4 separate regions of the Homo sapiens genome follow, and regions 1, 2 and 3 are each linked to region 4. The links are chromatin contacts, found by Hi-C or POLR2A ChIA-PET in ENCODE. All regions are on one chromosome and are shown on one strand. Each heading gives the region's core, a stretch centred on a gene start or an enhancer-like site at or near the end of the contact. The rest is flanking DNA. Distances are from core to core; before and after follow the strand shown. Region 1 holds the start of KIF22 (kinesin family member 22). Region 2 holds the start of TMEM219 (transmembrane protein 219). Region 3 holds the start of SPN (sialophorin). Region 4 holds the start of ZNF764 (zinc finger protein 764).

Region 1 (3,513 bases), core at 769-3,268, 770 kb after region 4:
GTCCACGTTAATCTCTCTCCCTAGAATATCTGCATTGCTCCCCACCCCACCCTGGAGTGACTAAGGTAAACACATTTTAACTCCTCTTAAAAAACAAAACCAAAAACCCTTTCCTGGTAGACACTAAGGCTTTATCAGGTGCAACCACAGCTCATGTTAGCCCCTCCATAAGCATTTGTCACACCCCACTATTGCGTGTTTGTCACTTTCTCCACCTGACTGCCAACTGTGAGAACAAGTTTTATCCTGCTCACCTTTCTAACCCCAACACCTGGCGCAGAGTAGGCCCTCAAGAAGTATTTGCTGAAAAAAATTAAGATTTAGTGAATAAACTACTAATCACTGGCTTGTTCATTTCCATCATGAAAATGGCTCACGGCCATTCCTGCCCCAGGGCTCACAGTCCAGGGTAGGAGGGAAGAGGGGAGGGCCACATGTAAACAATTATTTACTGCACAAGAGTCTAGCCCTTTCATGATAAAAGCAACCTTGAGCTTGGACCAGGCTAGCAATTATTAATTTTCCCTTCTTTCACAATTCCTAAATTTCATTCACTCTTCTCCCTTTTATTGATGAGGAAATTGAGCTAAGAGAGCATCTTACATCATAAATAAGAAAACACTTGCTGTTCTTGTCTTCTTAGTCAAGGCCTGGCAAACTCCTATCCAACCTTTGAAACCCATCTCAAGTATCATTCACTCCCTTAATGAAGTCCTCCCAGAATACTCAAGGGCTTACTTCAGATTCCACACCCTCAGTTTATACACATCTCTCATTGTGTTTCGTATTACATCTACGTATGTGACACTCTATTGAAACAGACTGTAAATTCCTCGAGGAAGGGACATTATTCATTCAGGCATTTTCATATCTACCATGCACCGGACACAGTGCATCTTCGAAGGGTAAGGGGAGACTGTGCTCAGCCAGCAGGGATAACATGTACTTGGGCATAATGGTTAAGAGCAGAGGTTCTACACTCAGACTCCTTGAGAGCGAATTCAAGCCCCAATATTTACTAGTTGTGTTAACTCTGAACAAACTAACCTCAGTTTCCTGTGTAAAACAAAGACAGTAATAGTAACAACCTGATAGCATTGTGTGGACAATAAATGGTTCACCACCATAAAATGCCTACAACTGTGCCTGGCACATAGCAAGAGCTCTACATGTGTTAGGCATTCTCCTAAATGTCTGTTTCCCCACGAGGCTAACGAGGGCTCCAGTGAATTACTATGGCGCTCACCATCATCACTAACGAGGATTAAGTCTCCGGGTTAGAGAGGCACATGTAAACAAATACTCACATACAAGATTTTGGGTGTCCTAACAGCCTTTCCAACCCTAAAATAGCATTCACTTCCATGCTAGAGTGAAAGGAAATTTTAGTCTTTTATTTCGTTTTCCTGTAATCGCAGAGCATCTTACGCTGCCAACTCAAACCCAGCAGCAGCCGGGTCTGTTCCTCAGCCCGTCCTCTTGCATCTCTCAGGGATGTCTCTGCACCCAAACACCATGTCCCACACAGAACCCTTCCCAATACACGCCTCCGGCTCCCTTCTTCTCGTCCTCGTGGCTAGAGCGTCCGCCACTCTTCTCTTGCTTATTCAGGTGATCTCCAGGGATGAGGCCATGACCCCCGTTTCACAGACGAAGAAACCGAAGCTCACAAAGAAAAAGTGCGCGGGGTTCAAGCCAAGAGCCTGGACCGGAGACCCGAGTCTACTGACCCAAGGGGAGAGCAGGAAACAGGGAGAAGGCAGGAGCCAGGCGGGGCGACCGGCTCGCGACCCCACACTCTCACCGTCCCCCTCTCCCCGCCCCTGCGCCATGGCCGCCTCTCCGCGACAACCCGCAGAGCCTGGACCACACTCCGACACATAACTCCCACTAAACTCCAGACGTCGGTACCCGCCTTGCCCAGGCCGGGCTCAAGTACCTGAGATCGCCGCCGCTGAAGCTGCCGCCATCTCGCGTCGCCTCTGCTGCGTCGAGCCGCCCGCGGCCATTCCACTCCCTCCTTGGGCCCGCCTCTCCCATTCGAATTCCCCGGTGCCCCGCCCCCTCTCCCAGGTTCCACCAATCAAGACTACGCGCCGCCGGAAGCTGCTGCGTGTGGGTCGCCACTATCCCGCCTTCCAGCGCTCGCCTCCGGGTCCCCAAGAAAAGGTTCCCCTGGTCAGGACGCATGCGCGCGCGTGGGCCGCGCAGCCGTTGATGTCTGGAAGCGCGCTGCGATACAAACCCCTACGCAGGGATGTTGGCGACGGTGGCCGCTGGGGGAGCTGCTCAGCGCCGCCCGGCACTGGGCTCCCTTTCCCTTTACTTTCTGCAGTTTCTTGCCTCCGTGGGTGGTTGGCGCGTCTGCGGAGCCAGGGTCGTTGTGTGGATCGTGGGACTGCAGCCCCAGCCAAAGGGCTATCACGTCTGGTCGGTTCTGTAGATCTGGGCCCCAGGGGCTGGACTCTGGGCAGTCACGTTGCAGTCGCTGCCTGCTGGGCCCAAGGCCACTGTAGGTCCCCTCGCGTCCGTGTCAGCCCAGGAGAGCAGCTTGGATGTTCCTGTCTTTATAACTTGGCACTCAGCACGTCGGCGAAGCGTGGAAAACGCTTAGTCTGTGATTCAGTCCCACTCACCCACGGTTCCGGTTCCCAGTCCTTAAGAGTACAGCAGTCCGTTGAGTAGCTCTCTGTCCTTTCTGAAGGGTTGGCTAGGGACGGTCATTCCACTTTTGAGCACCAGGTAGGTAGGGCCCAGGTTTAGACATTATGTTCCACCCTGTTGAACAACAAAACAAAACACGGGCCGGGCGCGGTGGCTCAGTCCTGTAATCCCAGCACTTTGGGAGGCTGAGGCGGGAGGCTCACCTGAGGTGAGGAGCTCGAGACCAGCCTGGCCAACATGGCGAAACCCCGTCTCTACTAAAAACACAAAAATTAGCCGGGGATGGTGGCACGCCTGTAGTCCTAGCTACTCGGGAGGCTGAGGCAGGAGAATCGCTTGAACCCGGGAGGTGTAGGTTGCAATGAGCCGAGATGGTGCCACCGCACTCCAGCCACGGCGCCAGAGTGAGACTCCGTCTCAAAACAAAAAACACAAATCTTAGATCAGTGTTTCTGAAACGTTTTGCCTTGGGATCCCACTACAGTTTTTAAAAATGAGGCCTCCAAAGATGTTTTGTGTATATGAGGGTTTTTGTTTTTTTGTTTTTGAGACGGGGTTTCACTTCCATCTCCCAGGCTAGAGTGCAGTGGCTCAATCTCGGTTCACTCCAACCTCTGCCTCTTGGGTTCAAGTGATTCTCCTGCCTCAGCCTCCCGAGTAGCTGGGATTACAGGTGTGCACCACCACGCTCAGCTAATTTTTGTATTTTTATGGAGACAGGGTTTCACCATGTTGGCCAGGCTGGTCTCAAACTCCTGACCTCAAGTGATCCACCCGCCTTGGCCTCCCAAAGTGCTGGGATTACAGGTGTGAACCACCAGGCCTGGCCGTATATACTGTGTGTGAAGT
Region 2 (3,206 bases), core at 428-2,927, 600 kb after region 4:
GCCTGCCACCATGCCTGGCTAATTTTTGTATTTTTAGTAGAGATGGTGTTTCATCATGTTGGCCAGGCTGGTCTTGAACTCCTGACCTCAAATGATCCACCTACCTTAGCCTCCCAAAGTGTTGGGATTACAGGCGTGAGCCACCACACCCAGCCTCTGATCTCACCTTTCAATCCCATCTGACTTCCCAGGACTGTGGCCTGGAATGTCCGGGTCTTGTTCCTGTCTGGACCGTCTCCGAAGTTCAAGGTGGTCAGCAAGCCCACGACGTGAGACCCTCGCCACTTCCCTGTGACTGTCCCATTCCTGGGACACAGGGTCAGCTGGCCAAAAGATCTCAAAAAAGAGACCCAGTCCTGTGAGCAAAAGAAGACGGGTGAGATGAGATTAGCAGCAAAAGCCTGTCTAGGTTGGAAGGAAGAGCGGGTACGGGGGTGGGGAACTTACCTGGGGGATGTCAGGGCTGCGCAGGCCAGTCCTGTGGGTGAGGAGGAAGCTGCCAAGGCCCAGGCCAGAGAGGCCAAGGAGCAGCAGGATCAAAGTGGCACAGACCAGAGGTGGGTGGTGGGCCAGACACAGGTGCAGGTTGTGCCCTGCCTGGCAGTTGCCCATGGGGAGCAGAGGGGGCTGAGCCTCCGGGGAGAGCCTGCTGGAAGACAGGGAGGGAGAATGGGACAAGAGCACCGCTTTTACGCAAAGAGAAAAGAAAGCTCAGAGAAGACAAAGGACTTCCCAAGGCCACACAGTAAGTGGCAGAGCCAGAACAAGAATCCAAGGTTCCCGACTCCAAAAGTTCAACTCCCTGCACTGCTGGATAAATATTTGCTGCATTTCATTTCTGAAGTAATCTAAGTGGAGGCAGAGCAGTGTACTCCGTGCTGGAAGAAGGAAACTGAAAGGGAGACTTCTCAGCTGGAGAAACAGGAAGCACTGTTCTGGGGCGAGGATTTGGCTGAGGAATAGTTCCAGCCAGAGCCCAGACAAGGGAAGACTCTGGAGAAGAACTCCACTGTGCAGCTAAACGGCTAGATCTGAATCCCTTTCTGTTATTCACTGACTCTGTGAGCTTAAGAATCCATGAAATGGGAGTTCTGAGAACACCAAGTAATAAGGATTAAACGTGGCGGATGAAGCAGTCTGCGTGGTATTTGGCCATGCAGGAATTCAACAAATGTCCACTTCCTTTCTCTTTCTCGTACAGATCCTCAAAACCGGGTAAGGCGAGGCAAAAAATACTGTGAGGGAAACTGAGGCTCGCGGACTTTAACACAGGAGGGGTAGGGCCAAGATCTGAACCCCGCCTCCTGCTTCCAAGTGGGGTGCTCCTTCCCACGCAAGGTGCGACGGCCTGATGGAAAAGAACTTCTGGAAGGCGAAGAGATAAACAGGGGTCGGGGGAAAAGAAGGGAGCCACGGAAATGTAGGTGTCACAAATGCTCAGCCCTGCCCCGCCTCCCGTCCGGCTGGAAGGGGGTTAAAGGGAGGGGAGGGCAGAGTCTGAGGGTCCGCCGCCGCTGGTGCACCTGAGCACCCCCTCCCCGGAAAGCCCCCGCCCCGAACGATTGCAACGCCCTCGTCCCCTCCCGGTCTCGCGCGTCGGATCCGCCAGCCGCTCGCTCTTACCCCTCGGGGCCGGGCGGAGGCCGGCGCCCCCCGCGACGTCACGAGCGGGGCCGCGAGGGGGCGGGGTCCGTGCTCTGCGCTTCCGTCCCCGACCCTCCTCCTCGCGCGGCCCCGCCCCGCGGCCGGGTCCGCATGCGCAGTGGCCACGCGGGCGCCAGCCTCGCAGCTCACCGCCAGGGTGGGGGCGTACCAAAGGGACACCCAAGGAAGGAGCCACCAGAAAGGAAAACCTCCGTGGGAGGGGTGGAAACGGGAGCGAGGCCAGGGAGCAAGTGCGAGAAACGTCGCAGAACCCGTAGGCTCCCTCCAGAGAGACTGGCGAGAACTGCCCCAGAAGCTTGTCGCGGGCATTTTTGGGCTGTGCGTCCCCTACCCGCGCCAATAGCACAGACCAGCCGCGCCCGGGTTCCCGGTGAGGACTCGGCATCCGCTCAGAGTTGCAGGGCTGCCACTTGAGGACTCTGTCCACTGGGGCTGGGAGTGGTGTTTTGGACTCCGCTCTTCTGTGCACCCCGATCTGCACCTTTCTCGTGGACCCTGACTTTTAGTGACTCCTTAATGTATAGGATGCTGGAGCTGAAGAGTTGCTCAGTAGAGAGCATCTCAGTTCACTTCTGCCCAAGTTTTGGAGGTGAGAACATCTGACTGGAGGTAGCATGACACATGGAGCCAGGAACTTTGGGTTCAAATCCTGACTGTCCGTACCCTCGCATAAGCCATAGCCGCGCTCTCAGGGGACTAAGCTTACCCCTCTACTAAAGAGGATCATCCTATCTATCTCACCGGTTGGATCAGAAGCTTAAAGGGTAAAATGTGGGAAAACATGGGCCCAGTGCCCACTAAGCACACAGGACAGATGCTACTTGAAACGGAATCTATTTAATTCGACTGTGGCTTCCTTAAGGCAGAGGCCATGTCGTTTGTATCAACAGCCACAAAAGTTTGTGGCACAAAACCTTCGCATATACAAATGATTTTTTTTTTTTTTGAGACGGGGTCTCAGTCTGTCGCCAGGCTGGAGTGTAGTGGCGCGATCTCGACTCACTGCAACCTCCGCCTCCCGGATTCAAGCTATTCTTCTGCCTCAGCCTTCCGAGTAGCTGGGACTACAGGCGCACGCCACCACGCCCAGCTAATTTTTGTATTTTTAGTAGAGACGAGGTTTCACCATGTTGGCCGGGATGGTCTTGATCTCTTGACTTCGTGGTCTGCCCGCATCGGCCCCCCAAAGTGCTGGGATTACAAGCGTGAACCACCACACCCGGCCGATTTTTTTTTTTTTTTTTTTTTTTTTTTGACAGAGCCTTGCTCTGTCATCGCCCAGGCTGGAGTTCAGTGGCACAATCAAAGCTCGCTGCAGTCTGGACGTCTTGGGCTCAAGAGATCCTCCCGCCTTAGCCTCCTGGGTAGTTGAGACAGCCGGTAGTCACACGCCACCCACCATGCCCAGCTAACTTTTGCATTGTGTGTAGAGACGGGGTTTTGCCATTTGCCATGTTGCCCAGGCATGTCTCGAACTCCTGACCTCAAGCAGTCCTCTCGCCTCGGCCTCCCAAAGTGCTGGGATTACAGGCGTGAGCCAC
Region 3 (3,569 bases), core at 768-3,267, 900 kb after region 4:
GCCAACATGGTGAAACCCCATCTCTACCAAAAATACAAAAAAGCAGCTGGGCATGGTGGTGGGTGCCTGTAATCTCAGTTACTCGGGAAGCTGAGGCAGGAGAATCGCCTGAACTTAGGAGGCAGAGGTTGCAGTGAACTGAGATCGTGCATTGCACTCCAGCCTGGGCGACAAAGCGAAACTCTGTCTCAAAAGAAAAAAAAAAAGGAGATTCGGGTGAGGATCAGGGTGCCGGGTGGAAACATGGGAGCGAGGGGGCAGTGGGATGGTGAGAGGGAAGGTGCTGGAGGCTGGCTGAGATTCCGGCCTCCAGCCTCACTATTCACCGACACTTAAGGGGCAGCCCCGTCTCCCCCTTCGGGCTCATCAGGAGCTGGGGCGTCCACAGCCCCATCCTCACTGGCCACCAGTGGCTCCTCCTCCCCTTTGAGGCTGGGGCCTGACCCAGACTTCAGCTCCTCCATCGCCAGGGAGCCCTGGCGAGACTTCCGTCTGCCAAAGAAAGTGGTGAGCGTGGGCCGACGGCTAGACCCCTCCCCATCGGGGAACCCAGAGCCCTTGTCGCCCCCGGACCCTCCCACGGTCACTGTCACGGCCCCCTCCTCAGGGACCTGGGCTGGCCCAGCCCAGGCGTCCACCACCCCGTTACGCTTGCCGCCTCTGCTCAGCACGAGGGCCCCAGTCCGCCGCTTCTGCCGCCGGCGCCACAGCAGGAGCAGAGCCACGAGGACTATGACCGCCAGCAGGGCCACAAGCACAGCCACTGGCAGCATGCCTCGTGAGTTCTCATCTGGGTTCCGGAAGGGCACAGTGCTTGCGTTGGTGGAGGTCGTTGGAGACATCATTGTAGATAGTTTTACGCTAGAGACCTGGGGTCCACTGGCCCCGCTGGAGGGCTCCAGAGAGCCAGTTGTCATGGTAACAGGGGGTCCAGTGGTCCCAGTGGAGGTCTCCAGAGAGTCAGTTGCCATGGTAACAGGGGGTCCAGAGGTGCCTTTGGAAGTCTCCAGAGAGACAGTTGCCATGGTAAGAGGGGGTCCAGAGGTGCCTCTGGAGGTCTCCAGAGAGCTAGCTGCCGTGGTAACAGGGGCTCCACTGGTCCTACTGGAGGTTTCTGGAGAGTTCGTTGTTATGGTTCCACCTGTCACGGTGTGGGATCCTAGAGAGTTTGCTGTTATGGGAACAGCAGGATGACTGGTTGCATGAGGGGTTTCCTGGGGCACTGATGACATCTTGATGGAAACTTCCTGGTAGGTTGTTGGCTCAGGTAAAGGGGAACCAGTGCTGGCACCAATGGAAGTCCAAAGAGGGGATCCCTCATTGATGGAAGTTGAGGGAGGTAGGGCTGAGGTCTGGTCCCCAGTGCTGTCGGCCTTAGGGTCACTTGTTATTGAAGTGGTGTACATCTTTGAGCTCAGGGGCTCGCTAGTAGAGACCAAAGGCTCTCCGGAGGTGGGTGTCTGCACTGCTGTTGTGCTCCCCAGAGCGTCTGGGCTTACCACCAGCACCCCAAGGAGAAGGAGAAGCGTGGCCATTTCCAGGCAAACAGGCAGGAGCAAGAGCTGGGACCTGCAGGTGGGCAGCCGGAGAAGCAGAACACGCGGGAGTTGCCGGAGGACCTGGCCGGGCCTCCCCTCTGCCCACTTCCCTGCCAACGGCCAGGCCCAACCTGCGGTTTAACGGTTTTTTCCATGCTGGCTTTTACTGTTATCAGAAATGACAGAGGAACAGATGCTGGCAGCTCCCCCATCAGCCCCATCCTGAGGCTCCCTCCAGCCTCAGCAGCTTAGATTCCAGCAGTGACCAGCCCCTCCTGGCCTTCCCTGACCCTGTGCAGCCCAATGGCTCCCAATCTCTTCCCATCATAACCTGTCAGAGTCTTTTCAAGCCACAGGCACATTCCCAGGCCCACTGAGGCCCCTACCCCACCAAGTCTCACCCTCTTACCGGCTCGGCTGATAAGGACGCAGCACTGGGGCCAGGTCACTCCACCACCTCCCGAGGCTGGGGCAAGACTGGGAAGGACAGGGCCCCAAGGGGAAAGGAAGTGGGCCCTGGCTCCACCCACCCCACCCACCCCTCCATCCTGCCCCACCCGCCTGCTCCCACAGCTGCTGGGCGAAGACAGCACCATCACCTGCTCCTTCAGGGGCCAGCGGGGTGCCTGGGGGTCTGGGGCTCACCTGAGGGAGGCAGGGAAGCGTGGGATCTGGAATCAGGATTCCTGGCTCTTGGCTGAGGAATGGGATGGAAGTGGTGATGCTAGGGAGGGCTGGGCTCAGAGGTGGGTGGTGGGAATGTGAGCCTGAGAACTCAAGGGTGCAGAGGAGGAGGTGGGAGGGGAGGGTGGTTTCCTTTGCATTTGTGGTCCCCAAGCTGTTAGGCCAGGAGCTGAGTGGCGCCATTTCCTGCCCTCAGAGCTCCCAGGAAGTAGCAGGGCAAGAGGAAGCCCCCGAGTCTGGCTGGGGGCCGTGAAAACCTTTGCAGGCTGGTGAGCTCTTGACTCTGTCCGGGGAGCTGGGGGTCACCACAGTGGCCCCCAGTCACAGAGACGTGGCTAAACCAAGGTGGTTCCTACACACTGCATATGCTAGGATCTTATTTCTGCAAACTAGTAAAGATGTGGGAATCTTTTTTTTTTTTTTTAAGGCGGAGTTTAGTGCAATGGCATGATCTTGGCTCGGCTCAGCACAATGTCTGCCTCCTAGGTTCAAGCAATTCTCCTGCCTCGGCCTCCTGAGTAGCTGGGATTACAGGCTTGCACCACTGTGCCCGGCTAATTTTGTATTTTTCGTAGAGACGAGGTTTCTCCATGTTGGTCAGGCTGGTCTCGAACTCCTGACCTCAGGTGGTCCATCCGCCTCAGCCTCCCCAAGCGCTAGGATTACAGGTGTGAGCCACCGCGCCTGGCCAGATATGGGAATCTATATGGAAAACCGTCTGGAAAGATATCTACTAAGGGATTCACCTAATTGTCTTTGGATAGGTGAGAGTAGGAGGTGGGGGTATTTTCTTCTTTGAATGGTTCCCATTTCCTGACTTTCCTCTAATTAGCAAGCTTTGACTCTCGGTTTGTGTATGTTTTTGGTTTTTGTTCTTGAAAAACGAAAATCAGTCCCGGGTGTGGTGATACATTATGCTGGCAGTCCAGGCCAAAGTGGGAGGACCTCCTGAGCCCAAGAGTTTGAAACCAGCCTGGGCAACGTAGCAAAACTCCTATCACTAAAAAAATAAATAATTTTTTAAAATCAAAACTGATTTGTATATTTTAAGAGCAACATGTGCACAATAGAAGATTCTAACAGGCCCGTGGGACTGTGCCATTTCTACAAGCTGATGAGTTTGTCTGACCCAAAGACATGAGACTCCTGGGTGAGAGCCACAGGAATTAATTGCTCACACCAAGCAACAGCAGCGTGATGTTTGCATCAGTTCCCCTTACCCCAAGTCCCACGGGGGCAACATGGAAGGGCCCAGACTGACACCATGCACACAGTGGGCCTGCACCGCAGCCATAGAGCTCTGAGCTTGAGAGATTCCCCTCCTCTAGGGGCCCTGGTAAGCCCAGG
Region 4 (3,605 bases), core at 102-2,601:
CCCCTGCTTGTTCAATGGATCACGACCCTCTCACGGGGACCCCCTTAGAGTTGTGAGCCCTTAAAAGGGACAGGGATTGCTCACTCGGGGAGTCGGTTTTTGAGATGTGAGTCTTGCCGATGCTCCCAGCCGAATAAAACCCTTCCTTCAACTCGGTGTCTGAGGGGTTTTGTCTGTGGCTTGTCCTGCTACAACAGGACATGTATGAAGTCACGTGGAGCACAGAATAGACCATCAGAAAGTGAGAGAGAGGTCTGGGGGAGAGTTGGTGACATTTACTAGATAAAGACCCTAGGGGAAGCAGATTGGGGCAAGAAAGGGATGAGTTGGATTTGAGTAGAGGAGCCTTGGGCCATCTGTCCAGGGGCAGGATGTGAGGGGAGGTGAGAGCCCGGCTGCAGCTACAGGGAGACTGGCAATTGGGAGGCGTCCTGAGCAGCACATGGGAGAAGCTCCTAGAAGAGAGGACCCTCTGACTTTCTCAACCTTACCCTACTCTCCCCACTGCCTCCGCCATCTAGAAACTTCCAGAATTTCAGGCCCCAACAAGCCTACGATGGAGGAGGTTCTCCTGTATCCACTCCTTTTTCTTTCTTTCTTTCTTTTTTATTTTTGAGACAGAGTTTCGCTCTGTCGCCCAGGCTGGAGTGCGGTGAGGCAATCTCGGCTCACTGCAAACTCCGCCTCGCGCGTTCAAGCGATACTCCTGCCTCAGCCTCCCCAGTAGCTGGGATTACAGGTGCACGCCACCACACCTGGCTGTTTTTTTGTGTGTTTTTAGTGGAGACGGGGTTTCACCATGTTGGTGAGGCTGGTCTCGAACTTCTGACCTCAGTTGTTCCGCTGGCCTCGGCCTCCCAAACTGCTGATTACAAGCGTGAGCCACTGCGCCACGCCCACTCCATTGGTTTTTTTACACTCAACATTGGGAAGAGACTGCTGTTGCCCTGTTTCTGAGATAACAAGGACAAAACGAGAGAGTGATGAGCTGGAGCCCGATTATAAAACGGTCCACAAACGAAAACTAATGCCTGAGTTCAGTAAGGCCGGGAGGCCAGCTCACTCCCGCGAGGCGCTCTTTTGTTCGTGCAAACCGGGGCGGAGCTCTCTGCTGCACCGCCTCGCCGGGCCGGGGCGGAGCTCTCTGCTGCACCGCCTCGCCGGGCCGGGGACTAAACATGCGCGGCTAGTTTTCAAGGCCGGCCTCTGTATTAGTCACCGCGGCCATTTTGGATGAGGGTACGGAGAGAACGCGGACTGGAGATACCGGGGGCGTTGTCTTGGGCACGACTGCGTAGGGGCAAAGGTCGAGTACCCGCGCCGCCGCCATTTTTTATGAGGGCATATTCCATTTCTGATTATACACCCGCTGCCATCGGCACCGTTAGTTTCCACGCCCTCTAGTGCGCCCTCGGGGGCCCTAGTAACCTCCCTCCTTCCCTTGGGCCCGGGCCGGGGAGGCTTTCTCGGGCGCAGGAGGTTCCGCAGGCCCAGGCCAGGCCAGGGGAGGCAGCCGATCCGTCGTCGGGGTTGACAGTTACCATGGCGCCGCCTCTGGCCCCGCTCCCTCCCCGGGACCCAAACGGGGCCGGACCCGAGTGGAGGGAGCCGGGGGCTGTGAGCTTCGCGGACGTGGCCGTGTACTTCTGCCGGGAGGAGTGGGGCTGCTTGCGGCCAGCGCAGAGGGCCCTGTACCGGGACGTGATGCGGGAGACCTACGGCCACCTGAGCGCTCTCGGTGAGAGCCCCACCTGCTCGCCTGAGCCCTGCGCCCCCACAGGCCCTGCCGCGCCTCTGGGAGCTGCGCGTGAAGTTGGGGGCCCCGGGGCCGGGCAGGTGGCCTCCCCGCAGCGTGGGGTTTGCGTTCTTCTTCCCTAGGAATCGGAGGCAACAAGCCAGCTCTCATCTCCTGGGTGGAGGAGGAGGCCGAACTGTGGGGTCCGGCTGCCCAGGATCCGGAGGTGGCGAAATGTCAGACACAAACGGACCCAGGTGGAGTATCGGGTGCTCAGTCCCATGGGGACTTCTCTGTTCCTGTCCCATCCCGGTACCCTCTGCCACCTCCAGCTACCTGCTTAGCAGTTTCCTCTCTGAACTGCCTTCTCAACTGCGACGACGAGGCTGAGCCCCTGCGTGGCTCCCAGATGCAGCCTAGAAAGGAGCTGTGATGGGGGCTCTGGCCCTGCCATACCCGCCTCTGAGTCCTCACCTCTGCGTGGTCACTACACTCTGGGGGCTTTTTTTGGTGTTTTTGTTTTAGAGACAGGGTCTCGCTTTGTTGTCTAGGCTGAGTGCAGTGGCGGCATCATAGCTCACTGTAGCCTGGAACTCCCGGGCTTAAGCAGTCCTTCCACCTGGGCCTCCAGAGTAGCTAAGACTGTACAGGTGCTCGCCACGAAGCCTGGGTAATTTTTTTTTTTAGACAGAGTTTTACTCCGTTGCCCAGGCTGGAGTGCAGTGGTGCCATCTCAGTTCACTGCAACCTCCCACTCCCAGGTTCAAGTAATTCTCCTGTATCAACCTCCCAAGTAGCTGGGATTACAGGCGCCCGCCACCAAGCCTGCTTAATTTTTTTTTTTTTTTTTGAGACAGAGTCTTCCTCTGTCGCGCAGGCTGGAGTGCAGTGGCGCCATCTCGGCTCAGTGCAAGCTCCGCCTCCCTGGTTGACGCCATTCTCCCGCCTCAGCCTCCCCAGTAGCTGGGACTACAGGCGCCCGCCACCACGCCCGGCTAATTTTGTTTTTGTGTTTTTAGTAGAGATGGGGTTTCACCATGTTAGCCAGGCTGGTCTCGAACTTCTGACTTTGTGATCTGCCCGCCTCGGCCTCCCAAAGTGCTGGGATTACAGGCGTGAGCCACCGCGCCCAGCCAATTTTTTGTATTTTTAGTAGAGACAGGGTTTCACTATGTCGCCCAGGCTGGTCTTTAACTCCTGGAGCTAAGCGATTCGCCTGCTTCGGCCTTCCAAAGTGACCCACTGCGTCTGGCCTAATTGTTTTAAATTGTTATGTAATATATATATTTTATAGAGGGGGTCTTGGCTCTCGGTGTGTTGCCCAGGCTGGTCCTGAAATCCTAGGCTGATCCTCCTTCTCTACCTCCCAAAGCGCTGGGATTACCGCCTTGAGCCCCCACGCCCAGTCTCTTAAACTCTGTTGACTCTACCTCCACCTCAGGACCCACCCCTGCCGTTCACCTGCAGGCTGGTTCCTTTCTCCCCGTCCGCCCCCCTTTTTTTCTTTCATTTCTTGCCCTCAGCCTTTGCAGAGTATCCAGCCCCACTGAACTTGGCCATGCCCTCCTGGTTCTGCCTTTCTTGGTGCTGTTCCTGCTGCCTGGAACATCCTCAGGTGTCCGTTCCTCCTTCTGGATCAGGCCCAGATGTTCATGTCATCTCTGCCCTTCCCCCACCGTGACATTTCCCCAGCCCCGAGGCGGAATGGGCTGTTCTCTCCCTCCCGGCTCTGTCTGGCTCTGCAGCCGAGGAACAGGTGTCACTCCTCCATCTCCCAGGAGCAGCCGGGGATCCAGCAGGCCTGTCCCTGTCCACGCGGGCTGTGGGATTCAAGGACCAGGATGAGCCGAGCCTGAACTCTCCCCTCTTT

The links. Hi-C counts contacts between places; a loop is a spot of excess contacts on that map. ChIA-PET counts read pairs that join two places held with the same protein, here RNA polymerase II (POLR2A). Pooled maps may share reads with other maps.
Region 1: a loop to region 4 is called in a pooled map, with 5 times the contacts of the local background. The contact joins the promoter of KIF22 here to the promoter of ZNF764 in region 4. A Hi-C loop is called at or near these places in 1 of 50 pooled maps. POLR2A ChIA-PET finds 5 or more read pairs at or near these places in 2 of 52 experiments (WTC11 and activated CD4-positive, alpha-beta T cell).
Region 2: a pooled map shows a loop between it and region 4 (4-fold over the local background). The contact joins the promoter of TMEM219 here to the promoter of ZNF764 in region 4. A Hi-C loop is called at or near these places in 1 of 37 single-sample maps with no recorded cell type and 6 of 50 pooled maps.
Region 3: a loop to region 4 is called in a pooled map, with 4 times the contacts of the local background. The contact joins the promoter of SPN here to the promoter of ZNF764 in region 4. A Hi-C loop is called at or near these places in 2 of 50 pooled maps. POLR2A ChIA-PET finds 5 or more read pairs at or near these places in 2 of 52 experiments (T-cell and activated T-cell).

Annotation. Positions count from the first base shown.
Region 1 is chr16:29,789,256-29,792,768 of GRCh38, reverse strand. It overlaps KIF22 (kinesin family member 22), which reads right to left and starts at 2,018. Exons shown (of 14, transcript NM_007317.3): 1 at 1,940-2,018. The coding sequence starts at 2,009. RefSeq lists an enhancer at 2,208-2,607.
Region 2 is chr16:29,960,550-29,963,755 of GRCh38, reverse strand. It overlaps TMEM219 (transmembrane protein 219), which reads right to left and starts at 1,677. Exons shown (of 6, transcript NM_001083613.2): 1 at 1,624-1,677; 2 at 448-649; 3 at 167-356. The coding sequence starts at 612. RefSeq lists a silencer at 1,395-1,844 and an enhancer at 2,195-2,304.
Region 3 is chr16:29,661,695-29,665,263 of GRCh38, reverse strand. It overlaps SPN (sialophorin), which reads right to left and starts at 2,017. Exons shown (of 2, transcript NM_003123.6): 1 at 1,948-2,017; 2 at 1-1,569. The coding sequence starts at 1,535. The coding sequence ends at 333. RefSeq lists silencers at 913-1,032, 2,293-2,352 and enhancers at 2,533-2,612, 3,253-3,302.
Region 4 is chr16:30,556,120-30,559,724 of GRCh38, reverse strand. ZNF764 (zinc finger protein 764) reads left to right here and starts at 1,351. Exons shown (of 3, transcript NM_001172679.2): 1 at 1,351-1,738; 2 at 1,879-1,992. The coding sequence starts at 1,543. RefSeq lists enhancers at 1,222-1,361, 1,902-2,463.